Linked DNA regions of Homo sapiens: region 1 is linked to region 2. The links are chromatin contacts, found by Hi-C or POLR2A ChIA-PET in ENCODE. All regions are on one chromosome and are shown on one strand. The core of a region is the stretch at or near the end of the contact, and the rest is flanking DNA. Distances in the headings are between cores, read along the strand shown. Region 1 overlaps BCAT1 (branched chain amino acid transaminase 1). Region 2 has its middle 22 kb from the start of LINC02909.

Evidence for each region. A loop is a pair of places that touch in the nucleus more often than their neighbours do. ChIA-PET counts read pairs that join two places held with the same protein, here RNA polymerase II (POLR2A). Pooled maps may share reads with other maps.
Region 1: a loop to region 2 is called in a map with no recorded cell type, with 8 times the contacts of the local background. The contact joins two enhancer-like sites. A Hi-C loop is called at or near these places in 3 of 37 single-sample maps with no recorded cell type and 3 of 50 pooled maps. POLR2A ChIA-PET finds 5 or more read pairs at or near these places in 1 of 52 experiments (WTC11).

The regions. Positions count from the first base shown.
Region 1 is chr12:24,834,998-24,841,187 of GRCh38, forward strand. BCAT1 (branched chain amino acid transaminase 1) reads right to left here. Exons shown (of 11, transcript NM_005504.7): 8 at 1,514-1,599. BCAT1-AS1 (BCAT1 antisense RNA 1) reads left to right here. Exons shown (of 4, transcript XR_007063245.1): 4 at 1,480-1,558. Among named protein-coding and RNA genes, the nearest start is that of BCAT1-AS1, 18 kb to the left of the region's middle. RefSeq lists a silencer at 4,615-4,804. Within about 2 kb of position 3,719, at least 7 of the 41 ENCODE cell types and tissues checked have a DNase peak (open chromatin) inside an H3K27ac peak, as active enhancers do.
Region 2 is chr12:25,016,451-25,022,357 of GRCh38, forward strand. It overlaps a transcript of IRAG2 not described here. Among named protein-coding and RNA genes, the nearest start is that of LINC02909, 22 kb to the left of the region's middle. Within about 2 kb of position 4,326, at least 3 of the 41 ENCODE cell types and tissues checked have a DNase peak (open chromatin) inside an H3K27ac peak, as active enhancers do.

The DNA of each region.
Region 1 (6,190 bases), core at 2,469-4,968, 180 kb before region 2:
AAAATTTCCTCCATAATAACCTATTTTTCATGCTAGCAAATCATTAGTGTGGGAAAGTATTTCCACTTGCAACTTGTCGTCGAACCTTCTGTACTTGGTTGATATTTTTCTTTAATAAAACAAAAATTACTGAGCTTCAAAAATATCTTTCCAATTGCAAACATATTTAGGACAGGGCAAGCTGTTTGAAAATTATACCAACGGTTTGTAAATGTCATGCCCAATGCGCCAGCCAGCATGTAGCAGTTGGGTCTTGTCTACTTCAGGGTTTTGTAGAATTATTTATAGCACATTTCATCTATTTTGAAAGTCTTTTCCAGAGAAACCATGCTGGTATGCTCCTAGATAACGTGTGTGTTTCTAAACATTTGTCCTATTACTACTAGTACTCTTTGACCACAGTAAGCTCAAAGCCTTTTCATGTTCTTTGGAGACCATTTTAACACCTGGGTCAAAAGTTCCATCCAAGAACCTTTACCAGACACCCAATTCATTCAATAATTTGTCTTGAATACATTACGTCATTTCCAAAACCAAACCTTTTTAAATTTTATTTTATTTATTTATTTATTTATTTATTTATTTATTTATTTATTTAATTTACTTTTAGAGACATGGTCTCACCCTGTATTCAGGCTGTAGTGCAGTGGCTTGATCATAGCTCACTGCGACCTTGACCTCCAGATCTTATGCCATCCTCCCACCTCAGCCCCTCCAAGTAGCTGGGACTACAGGCATGTACCACCATGTTCAGCTAATGTTTTTGATTTTTTTGTAGATTCGGGGTCTCACTATGTTGCCCAGGCTGGTCTCGAATTCCTGGGCTTAAGTGATCCTCCTGCCTTGGCCTCCCAAAATGCTAGAATTATAGGCATGAACCACTGCACCCGGTCCACCAAATTGTTTAATATGCTTGCCTGTGTCACACGAATTTGAAAGTCTACTGAAAACAACTTTACATTTGCTTGCATGTTCTGATTTTAAAATAGGCATGTATATGAATTTTGGAGGATGGGGGTAGGACAGAGAGAAAAAGAAGGCAGTCAAACCAATAATGTTATATTAGTAAACATTTATATGTCAGTGAAATTATTTCATTTCTACGGCAAGCATGGTTACACTGGTATAAATAAAGGAAAGGAAGAAGTATCATTGCCATTTGGAAGCAACACAGACTTGGGAAGTTAAGGAATGTCTGGATGGAAGCACATCAGGTATGAACCAGACAAAAGTTGGTGGGAGATACCTGGTAGACTGAGACTACTACTAGAATACTTCTCCACTATGACATCTTGCTAAACTGGTTTCTCTCTGCCCTTGCTATCAACAATACTTATTTTAATAGTCTTGCCAAGAAAGCCCTTCTAGAAGAATACTTTTCATTCACGTTAGAATTTAAAGATTAGATAACATTGGTTGGAACCACAGGATATTATTTCAACACTAGGCTGGGCTTATTTTGATTATTTTTTATTTCAGGCTTACAAAAGTTGTTCATATCAAAGGCACCCACCCACTGATGTGCCAGGTCCAGAATGCACCGCCTTGTCACTCCTGGAAGAATGATGCCATCTAGTGGAGGAGTTGCCAGTTCTTCTTCTGTCAATCAGAAATTGGGACATTTTCAAACTTTCACTACATTAGGCATGCCTTATTATCAATAGCCATTTTTTTAAAAAACCATCACAATTTTGCTAGCAACAAACATAAAGAAAATTTTACTGTTCTGCATGATCAAATTTCCCAAATCAGTTCACACTTCAGGTAGACCCTTATTTAAAAAAAGAAGAAAGAAGGAAGGAAGGAAAGAAGGAAGGAAGGAAAGAAGGAAGGAAGGAAGGAGAGAGAGAGAAAGAAAGGAAGGAAGGAAGGAAAGAGAAAGAGAAAGAAAGAAAGAAAGAAAAGAAAGAGAGAAAGAAAGAAAGAAAGAAAGAAAGAAAGAAAGAAAGAAAGAAAGAAAAGAGAAAGAAAGAAAGAGAGAGAGGGAGGGAGGGAGGAAGGAACGAAGGAAGGAAGAAAGAAAAAAGAAAGAAAGAAAGAAAAAAGAAAAGAAAAGAAAGAGAGAAGGAAAGAAAGAGAGAGGGAGGGAGGGAGGGAGAAAGGAAGGAAGAAAGAGAAGGAAGGGAGGAAGGGGGGAGGGAAGGAAGGAAAGTTATCTAATCATCTTCAGTTTACCCTTAACCAGTAAAATAATGAGATGGTTTTCCACCAACAAACAGTAAGAGTTATTGCATGGTCTTAAGAGGAATATTCTGAAGTGAAAATTTACCTTAGCAGATGAAAGGTGGTTACTAATTAGAATAATGTAGATAGGGTCTTACTCAGAAAAACTGGTCATTACCAAACCTTCTAAGAATGCTATGGAGGAGGCTATCCCCAAGAAGTGTGCGTGCCTACTCAGGCTGGTCACTGCTTCCACGCTGCCCTTGGAAAGTCTAATTTTTTTTTTTTTTTTTTTTTTTTAGGTTACCCAGGCTGGAGTGCAGTGGCACCATCTCAGCTCACTGCACCCTCTGCCTCCCAGGGTCAAGTGATTCTCCTGCCTCAGCCTCCTGAGTAGCTGGGATTACAGGTACGCGCCACCACGCCTGGCTAATTTTTGTATTTTTAGTAGAGACGGGGTTTCACCATGTTGGTCAGGCTGGTCTCGAACTCCTGAGCTCAGATGATCTGCCCACTTCGGCCTCCCAAAGTGCTGAGATTACAGATGTGAGCCACCGCACCCAGCCTAAGAGTCTATCTTTAGTGATTTTCAAACCTGGTGGAGCATCAGCAACAAGTATGGAGATGCTGCCTTTGCTCTCTGAGATTCAAATGTAATGGGCTTATCAGAGTGAGCTCAAGCACGTGTACGGTTAAAAAAGAAGACATTCAAGAAACAAAACTCCAAAGCTGAGCTACTGCTCTACTGTGAGATGACTGCAGACATCCCTAACTACTGTGAGGTCTAGTAGGACAATTGTTCACAGGCATCATGCATGATCCATCAGCTGCACAAGCTCTCCTTACAGTACCCTCTGGCACTCAGCATCTCCCTTTCCTCCCCACTTCTGACACCCAGGAGTCTGAATCTAGTGAGTCCTGACACTGAGGCCACCACCCTCTCCCTCAATACATGGTGGTTCTAGGCTCGCCCACTCCACTGGGGTTACATCAGACATGCCCAACAATCAAGCTCTATCTGGAATACCAAACTCTATCTTCATCCTTCTATCCTCAAAACTGGGCATTGTGCCTAGCCCAGAGTGTATATAATAAATGTTTTTGAGTAAAAAATAAACGAATAAGTTATCTTTGCTAGGATACAGCAGTATGGCTTTTTTGAATTTTGTTTCTGAAAATCATCTGCTGAAAATTGCTTTCTGGAAAGGAGAAAATTTGTTCTTGGCAATGTTCTTAGGGCTACTCTTTGTCATGTTTAGAAGTGTTGATGATCTCAAAATAAACATGTGTTTTGCAATAGCTAGCCAACTAGATACATAAATGTATGGATCTATTTGTGTGTGTATATATATGTACACACACACACACACTTCCAGTGCCCCCAAACCGGACCTTTCCTAAAGCTTGCTGAGCCCTGAGACTACATGAAGTTAAATGAAAACAGCAGCCCCGCATGTGCAAGTGCTGTTTTGTGAAACATGTTTAACACCCAGAACTGTAACCACTAGCCTGAGGTCAAGGAACAGAACATCTGCTTCTCTGGTTGCCAGACAGAGATGATGACATGACAACATTTGGGTGAGAAATATTCATTTTCCTCTGCAACCACAAACATACTTACAAGAGCCAGAAATCACTCCAGATTGCCCAACATGAGGAAAACAGAACCTACAAATGCAGCTTGTTTTTGACAAAGAAGTCATTTTTAGGAGATGAGGAATTTAGAAGCAATAACAGCAGGATTCATCTGTGACTTCCCAAAGTCAAACACTAATGGAAACCAGGAATGTAGGTCTGCATAAGTGCCCTAAACACCATCAGCACAATTAGCCATTTATTCTACAAATACATATTGAGTGCTGTTTACCGTTTTAAGCTCTATGAATACAGCAGTGAACAAAACTGACATATCTCCCTGCTTACTTTCTAATAGACACAGGTAAACATTTATTGTGTTGATAGTATGTTAGACTACACAGGGGGAAACAAAGAAGGAAAAGCAATGGAGAATGCTGGAATGCTGAGGAGAAATGGGAAATGGAGTTTATGATTTTGATTAAGAGCTCAAGGAAAGCCAGACTGAGAATGGGATTTGTAAGCAAAGATTTGGAGGATGTCAAAGAGCAAGCGGTACAGACATCTGAGGAAGAGTGCTCCAAGTCGAGTCCGTATACACGCCTGACGTGTCCGAGAAGACTCATGATGTGGCCTGAGCAATACCGAGATTCACTGCTGTGGTTGTTTTCCCAAAGTGACTGTGAACTCAACCACAAGGCCTGGGTCTTATTTTTCAGGGTATCTCCAGGGTCCAGGATATGATACAATGCTTTGTTCAAATGGTGAATAGCAAGCGTATGGGTTAAATTACTCATCAACAGAGTGATGATGTGTGATCTTGCCACCATGGGTGCTGTTACTGAAATCAAAACTCCCATGAGTTACAAGCTGAGTGCCACACATAGTGACTGTGCACAGCACTGTGCTTTGAACACACACTATCCACCACCCCATCCACCTTCCTGCACCAGCCATCTCAACCAACAGGAGCAGTGTGTGTGGGCGCTCATGAAAAGACGGCAGGCTATTACCGAAAGAACTCTGTTTATACCTCCTATCGGTAACGTTTGTGAAAATCAGTATTGTGCTGATTTTCAACTCGTTTGTTCATTGTATTTTCTTAAAATCATATGATATAAATCAAAGTTACTTCAGAATTGCATGTCTTTTTTTTTAGCCCAAAGGTTTTTCCTAACATTCTATTTACTTCAAATATATATTCTATTTCCTTTCTCCTTATTCTGAATTTTATTTGTTCTGTTAGATGAACATCCCCAAAGTGAAGGAGTATATTAAAACTAAAGTTATCCCAGGCAACCATAATCTGAATAGTAACTAACAGTCTTAAGGTCTTGTATATTTTGCAAGAGGCAGAAGACAAACTCACTCATTTCTATTCTGACCTTTAAAAGCCATGGTGGAAATGTTTCATGATTATTGTTTGGATAAAGAACAATTTTCCACCAGGACAGTTTCTGGTGTTTCTGGTTAAATCATGTAGCTCTGATTCAGAGTGTACTTAAATTCTGACATCTCCCATCCATAAAAATAATGATGGTACCACCTCTGAATGATGTAACTGTTTTTGTTTTGAGCTGTGTGGTTTTTTGGTGGAGTTTGGGGTGGGGGTAAGAGTGGGCAGATGGGAAGAAGGGTTGAATCGGCCTATTATCTTCTAAGTGCAGAGGTCAACACTGGCTACAATCTTCCAAGTGTAGCTTTTGTTATATGTCACATACAGTAACTCAAATTTATAAATCATAAATATTCCTGTATAAATTTTATTTTCAAACAGTGCCAAGTACAAACAGCAGGAATGGAAGGATGAGAATGATCTGTATCTGGTTTTTCATATGCCAAGGACTACCAATGGCCAAGCCCAGGACAAGGCTTACTCACCATATCTTCTGTTTATTCTACCTCTGACTGCAGTATAAGACTCATCTTGTTAGTCTCTGCAACTAACACTAAAATTAGTACTTAGCTCTGAATTCAGCCACATCTAAATTACCATTTTCCTCTTTTTGTAGCCAAATAACATTAGAGCAAGAGAGGCTACTGTAGCTACTTTCAAATATAAACTGCATTTTAAAAAATTTAATTGAAACTACTAACACTGAGACTTCATAAGTATTTGGAAACATCATTTATATTTCTAGTCTCTATAATTACTACTGTGAAATGAACAACCTAAGAATGTAAACAAGTCTAAAAATACGCTTCTAAATTTGGTATGATTATCAAAATTCTAATAGAAATAAATGCCTGTTTTTCTCCCACCGTTGGCCATTTAATTCAATATCATACACGTTGCCAACACTTCACTGAACCCCTATGGTCTCTGCCAACTAATAAAAAAAAACAGCAAAGAAAAGTAATGAGTACTCAGGATATTAAAGATAATAGAGAAATATTGATATCTATAGTGGATATATGAAATTGTCTTGAATGAACCAGGATCTAGTTACAA
Region 2 (5,907 bases), core at 3,076-5,575:
CTGCCGAGATCCCTTCGCTGAAAGAATATAGGCTGGGCACAGAGGCTCATGCCTGTAATCCCAGCACTTTGGGAGGCTGAAGCGGGCAGATCACTTGAGATCAGGAGTTCAAGACCAGCCTGGCCAACATGGTGAAACCCCATCTCTACTAAAAGTACAAAAATTAGCTGGGCATGGTGGTGCATGCCTGTAGTCCCAGCTACTCTGGAGGCTGAGGCAGGAGAATTGCTTGAATTTGGGAGGCGGAGGATCGTGCCACTGCACTCCATCTTGGGCGACAGAGCAAGACTCTGTCTCAAAAAATGAAAAAAAAAAAAAGAATATTGTGTCCATTTATTTCAGGATCTCTCATATTCCAGGCAGAAATAGGAACTCTTCGTTTAGAAGACAAATGTTGAGAGTGAAGGGGAAAAGAATCAACAAAAACTGTAGAAGTTGATTTTACATCTGGCAAATGATGGCTACTTGGAAATTTTGGGAAACATCTTTGATGCTATTGTAATAAAATCTGAATAGCTATTTATTATATACATTAATTATGTTTATGATGACAGATGAGGGTAAAGTTAAAAAAAAAAAAACTCACCAGAATATCAAAGTTTGGTTTGTTTAACCGTATACCTTATTTTATTAGAAGGAATTAGTGATGTGAAGGTTATTCTCATCTATTCTTTTACTTGCAGAGAGGTGTCTGATTTGATTGCCTACGTAGCAGACCTTCATTTCAACAAAAGAAAACTTGAGGAAGAAAATAATAAGTTTAAGTTGGCTTTAGAAACCCTGGAAGAAACTAACAGCCAGTTATCAGAGGACTGTACCGAATTGCGCCTTCAGGTAAAAAGGTGAGCCACAGTGGGGTCCAGTGTGCGGGGAACTTTCATTTCTTTTTTCTTTTTTTAAAAAACCTTTTAAATATTGAGAGTCACACAGCATAAAATTCATTCTCTTAAAGTATACAATTCAGTGTTTTTAGAGTATATTCTCTGGCTGGGCATGGTGACTCATGCCTGTAATCCCAGCACTTTGGGAGACCAAGGCAAGTGAATCACTTGAGATCAAAAGTTTGAGACCAGCCTGGCCAACATGGTGAAACTCCATCCCTACTGAAAATACAAACATTAGCTGGGCATGGTGGCACGAGCCTGTAATTCCAGCTATTCTGCAGGCTGAGGCAAGAAAATCGCTTGAATCTGGGAGGCAGAAGTTGCAGTAAGCCAAGATCGTGCCACTGCATTCCAGCTTAGGTGATAGAGCAAGACTCTGTCTCAAAAAAAAAACCAACAAAAAAAAAACTTGAGTATATTCTCAAGGTTGTGCAATTATCACCATTATCCAATTCCAGGATATTTTCACCACTCCAAAAAGAAACTCCATACTTACCAGCAGGCATGCTCCATTTCCTCTCTTCTTAGACCCTGGAAACCTCTATTCTACTTTCTGTCTCTGTAGATTAGCCTATTCTGGGCATTACATATAAATGGAATCATACAATATGTGAACTTTGGTGTGTAGCTTATTTCACTTAGCATAATGTTTTTAAGGTTCATCCATGTTGTAGCGTGTATTTCTACCTCATTTCTTTTTGGCTGAATAATATTCAGTTGCATAGATATATCAGATTTTGTTTATCCATTCTTCAGATGATGGACATTTGGAGTGTTTCCACTCTTTGGCTATTAGGAATAATGCTGCCATGAACATTTGTGCAGGAGTTTTTGAGTGGAAATGTTTCTTTCTTTCTTCTTTTTTTTTTTTTTTTTTTTGGAGACAGGGTGTCACTTTGACACCCAGGCTGTAGTGCAGCGGCACGATCTCAGCTCACTGCATGCAACCTCCGTCTCCTAGGCTCAAGTGATCTTCTGGCCTCACCCCCCACCCCTCAAGTAGCTGGGACTACTGGTGCATGCCACCATGCCTGACTAATTTTTGTGTTTTTGTAGAGACAAGGTCTTGCCATGTTGCCCAGGTTGGTCTACAATGCCTGGTCTCAAGCAATCTGCTCACCTCATCCTCCCAAAGTGCTGGGATTACAGGAGGGGGAGCCACTGTGCCCAGTCATATGTTTCACTAAAGCATTCTCATCCTCAAAATCTTTGACCTTGTCCAGTCCAGTCTCCAAACTAATCTTTAAAAAAATTGCTTACCTCAAGTCCTCTTCATTTCACAATTGGCTTATTTATTATTTAACTGAAATATAAAAATTCAAAGTTTCTTTAACAAAACTGCTTTGGATGAATATGTTGGTCAGGATTTTTGGTTGCAAGCACTGGAATCTAACTCTGGTTTAATAAGCAGTCAAGAAATATATCAGAAAGGAATTAAGTAACTCACATAATGGACAGAAAGGCTGGAGAATCCAGATGGGCAATCAGAATGCCACTGTCTACAAAATTAAGCCACGTGTCTTTCTCTTTTCTCCTTCCCCTAATCCTTTCTGAAGACTGTCTGTTTCCTTTGGGTTCCCGCAACCTAGTTTTGATATTGTCCAATTGTCCCATCATAGTGTAATTTGTTTTCTGTATTAACCATTGAGGTGGGAGGGTTCCCTTGACTGCCTCGTGGGACTTGCAACCGGGATGGCTTGTTGGCTCAGCTGCCATGCTCAAACCCCTTGCAGGAGGGGGAGCATGCAGGTGAGCAGGTGTAGGAGCTGGGGTGAGTGCCTTTAGGTGCCAGGAGGAACAAACCCCATACCAGCCTGTGGCAGCATCTAGGGGTTGCCCACAACCTCTGGAGCCCCAGAGGGCATGTGTTACAAGCAATACTCTTTTAGCATTTGCCATCTATGGACAGCTAAGAGTTAAACTAGCTCAGTGGAGGATCAGGGTGACAGCCTTTTACACCCTACCCTCTTGGTACCCAGGTTCTTGTCCAACATCCAGGAAGAATCAGGTCACACAAACTTGAAGGATGGTGAATGTGGAGATTGTATCGAGTGGTGGAAGTGGCTCTCAGCAGGATGGGGAGCTGGAAAGGGGATGGTGTGGAAAGATAATCTTCCCCTGGAGTTTAGCTGTCCCAGCCAAACTCCTCTCTGACAGTCCCTGGCCAAACTTCTCTCTGACCTTAGTCTCTGATGTCCAGCTGCCTCTTCTCCTCTTGATGTTCAGAGCTTCTTCTCTTCTCTCCTTCTCTTCCACACTGCTCTGCTCCTCTGCCAGTGGAGCTTGGAGTTTTTGTGGGTACAGGATAGGGGGCATGGTGGGTCAAAAGGCAGCATTCAGGTGGGAAATCAGGGATGCGAAGTTCTCATTTAAGGCCATGGGTCCAGGTTTGAGGGTGGAACCCTTGCCAGGAACCCTGCCCTTTTCTACCTAGTGTTTCCCTGCCTCCTGTTTATATCACTGTGACCTCCTTGATGGGAGGAACTATGTCATATTCATCCTGTTTAGCCTAGTGCTTAGTAGAATACCTACTGTAGAACAGCACTACTTTCCTTCTAGTTACCTAAAAGCCAGAAACCCTTATTTCTTTTGATTCTTATCATACTGTATTGTCAGTATGATTGTCTGTTTACCCCACTAGGCTATAAACTCCAGATGAGTAGAATTCTCCGGATTCAGTCATTCTTCCCTTCTTCAATGCCTAGCACAGTGCCTGGGACAGGTTCAGCACTCAATTAGTATTTGTTAAATGATCAATGTAATTTCTTAGGAAAAAAATTGTATCTCCTTTGAAGGCTTTGTTCCTAAGGGAACAGTCTATAATCTAACGGGAGCTACAGGTAGGTAACTTCATGATATGGATTACCATAATTCATTTAATCAGTTTCCTGTTGGTGGATGTTTAGGTTTTTTTTCCAATGCTTTGTTATAATCAACAGTATGATAAACTTCTTTATAGAATATGTCATATAGAGACTTGGTAATTATTTATTTGTTTAGTTGTCATCTCCCTCCATAGTATGTAAGCTCTATAAGGCCAAGGACCATGTCCCTTTTGTTCACCATTGTAGCCTGCATTGTAGAGCACCTAGAACATGGTATTATTCAATTAATATTTGTGGAACTGCATTAACTAACATTACATCTTCTTAGTAGGGGGAAAGAACCAGGTAATTCAGCCAGTGATGATTTTCAAAGGGATCCTCTAAATCTTTAGCTTCAGGAATACATTTGTCTGTTTTCCCCATAGTCTCCATTCCCCACTCCCCATTTTCTCCAAATTCCTTCCTTTTCCAAGGACTGAAAGATCATGGGTATATTTTTACTATGCGGGCATCTGGTTTAAGCCTTTAGTGGTTTTCAACTTGGGTCCAAAATAGTCCTTGGCTGTTCTTAGTGTCTTTGACGGTTATATTTGAGGTTTTGCTCATGGCCTTCTCCCCCCACCCCCACAGTGCCCACCAGGCTATTATGAGAACAAATCTGTTAAAAGAAGAACTGGAGGAACTGAAACTTAGTATGAATGCTTCAGAAGAGCAGAAGAGCATGATTGTAGCCCAGAGCAAACAATTAGTAAGTCATCTATTATAGTACTTTGAATTTGGCGTATAATTTACATAACTGAAATATACAAGAGGACTTATCCGGTGGAACATCAGAAGTCAATATCCTGATGAATGAATTGGTAACACTTTAGAAAAGTAAAGGCAGGTAGGATTTTTTTAAATCTGTGTTTTCCTTTTCTTTCTTTCTTTTCTTTTTTTTTTTTTCTTTTTTTCTTTTTTTTTGAGACAGGATCTTGCTTTGTTGCCCAGGCTGGAGTGCAGTGGCAGGATCGTGGCTCACTCCAGCCTCGACCTCCCAGGCTCAAGCGATCCTCTCACTTCAGCTTCCCAAAGTGTTGGGATTATAGGCATGAGCCACTGTGCTTGGCCTCCTTTTCAATCAAGATTTAAATTTTTTACATATTTCTCAGTCACATTCACAATAGTTTCTGAAAACCCAGAAAATATCTGGAATGCCTCCTAAAGTCGATAGGAGAATTCAAAAATATCTGATACTAAAAACCACTTGAATTAAAAAAAATCTGTGAAACTTTCACCTTTTTTCTCAGATTTAAAAAAAAACAGTTATCTCAGTACTTGCAGGTTACTGAGAAGCTCCATAAATCATTCCTTATGCTAAATAAGCACAGGCTTATAATTTCAGAGCAAAAGAGTCATTTAGACTAAACTTTAAGTCAGATGCCAGAGAAGTGATCATTTTTATTGAGAAGGTTCAACTGTTGTATAAAGAATTAGTAATAGTCTTCAAAATCCTGATAGATGCCAGCAGTACTCTAGTATCATTAACTATGGTAAGGAGTGGCTGAAAGTCATTCCGACTAATTTGTTTCAGGTATCAGTTGCAAAACTGTTTTTAGAGTCTCTAAATCTTGGAGAGACTTGGTTCCAGCCCTGTGGCAGTCCCTTATGACCTCCCACAAACAAAATAACTTTGTTTAGCTTAGCTCTTGCCTCAGTAGTAAAATATGGGGACTAGATCATTGAATGCCAGGTCTTTTGTGACCCTGCAAGTCTATATGGATGCATTATAGGAAAGACTCAATCTGGGACCACTAAGGAGCTTCTAACTGAAGGCAATGGAGAGAACTGGTCAAGAGCCCACGCTTGGGAGTCAGACTGCCTTCCTTCAAGCTCCGGCTCCAAGGGCTGTGTGACTTTAGCCCTGCCACATAGTCACTCTAAGCCCGTGGGTCCTCCTAGATAAAATGGAGATAACAATACTACTTACCCTAGGGCTGGGAGGGATAAATGAGCTAGCGCATGTAAAGCATTCAATGTCCTTTCTTTCCTGTTAGGAATTGGTAATGTTAAATTGCTATTGATTAAAGTGCAGAATTTTGGCCTGCACTTTGGGAGGCTGAGGCGGGTGGGTCACTTGAGGTCAGGAGTTCAAGACAAGCTTGGCCAACATGGTGAAACCCCATCTCAACTAAAAATATAGAAATTAGCCAGGCGTG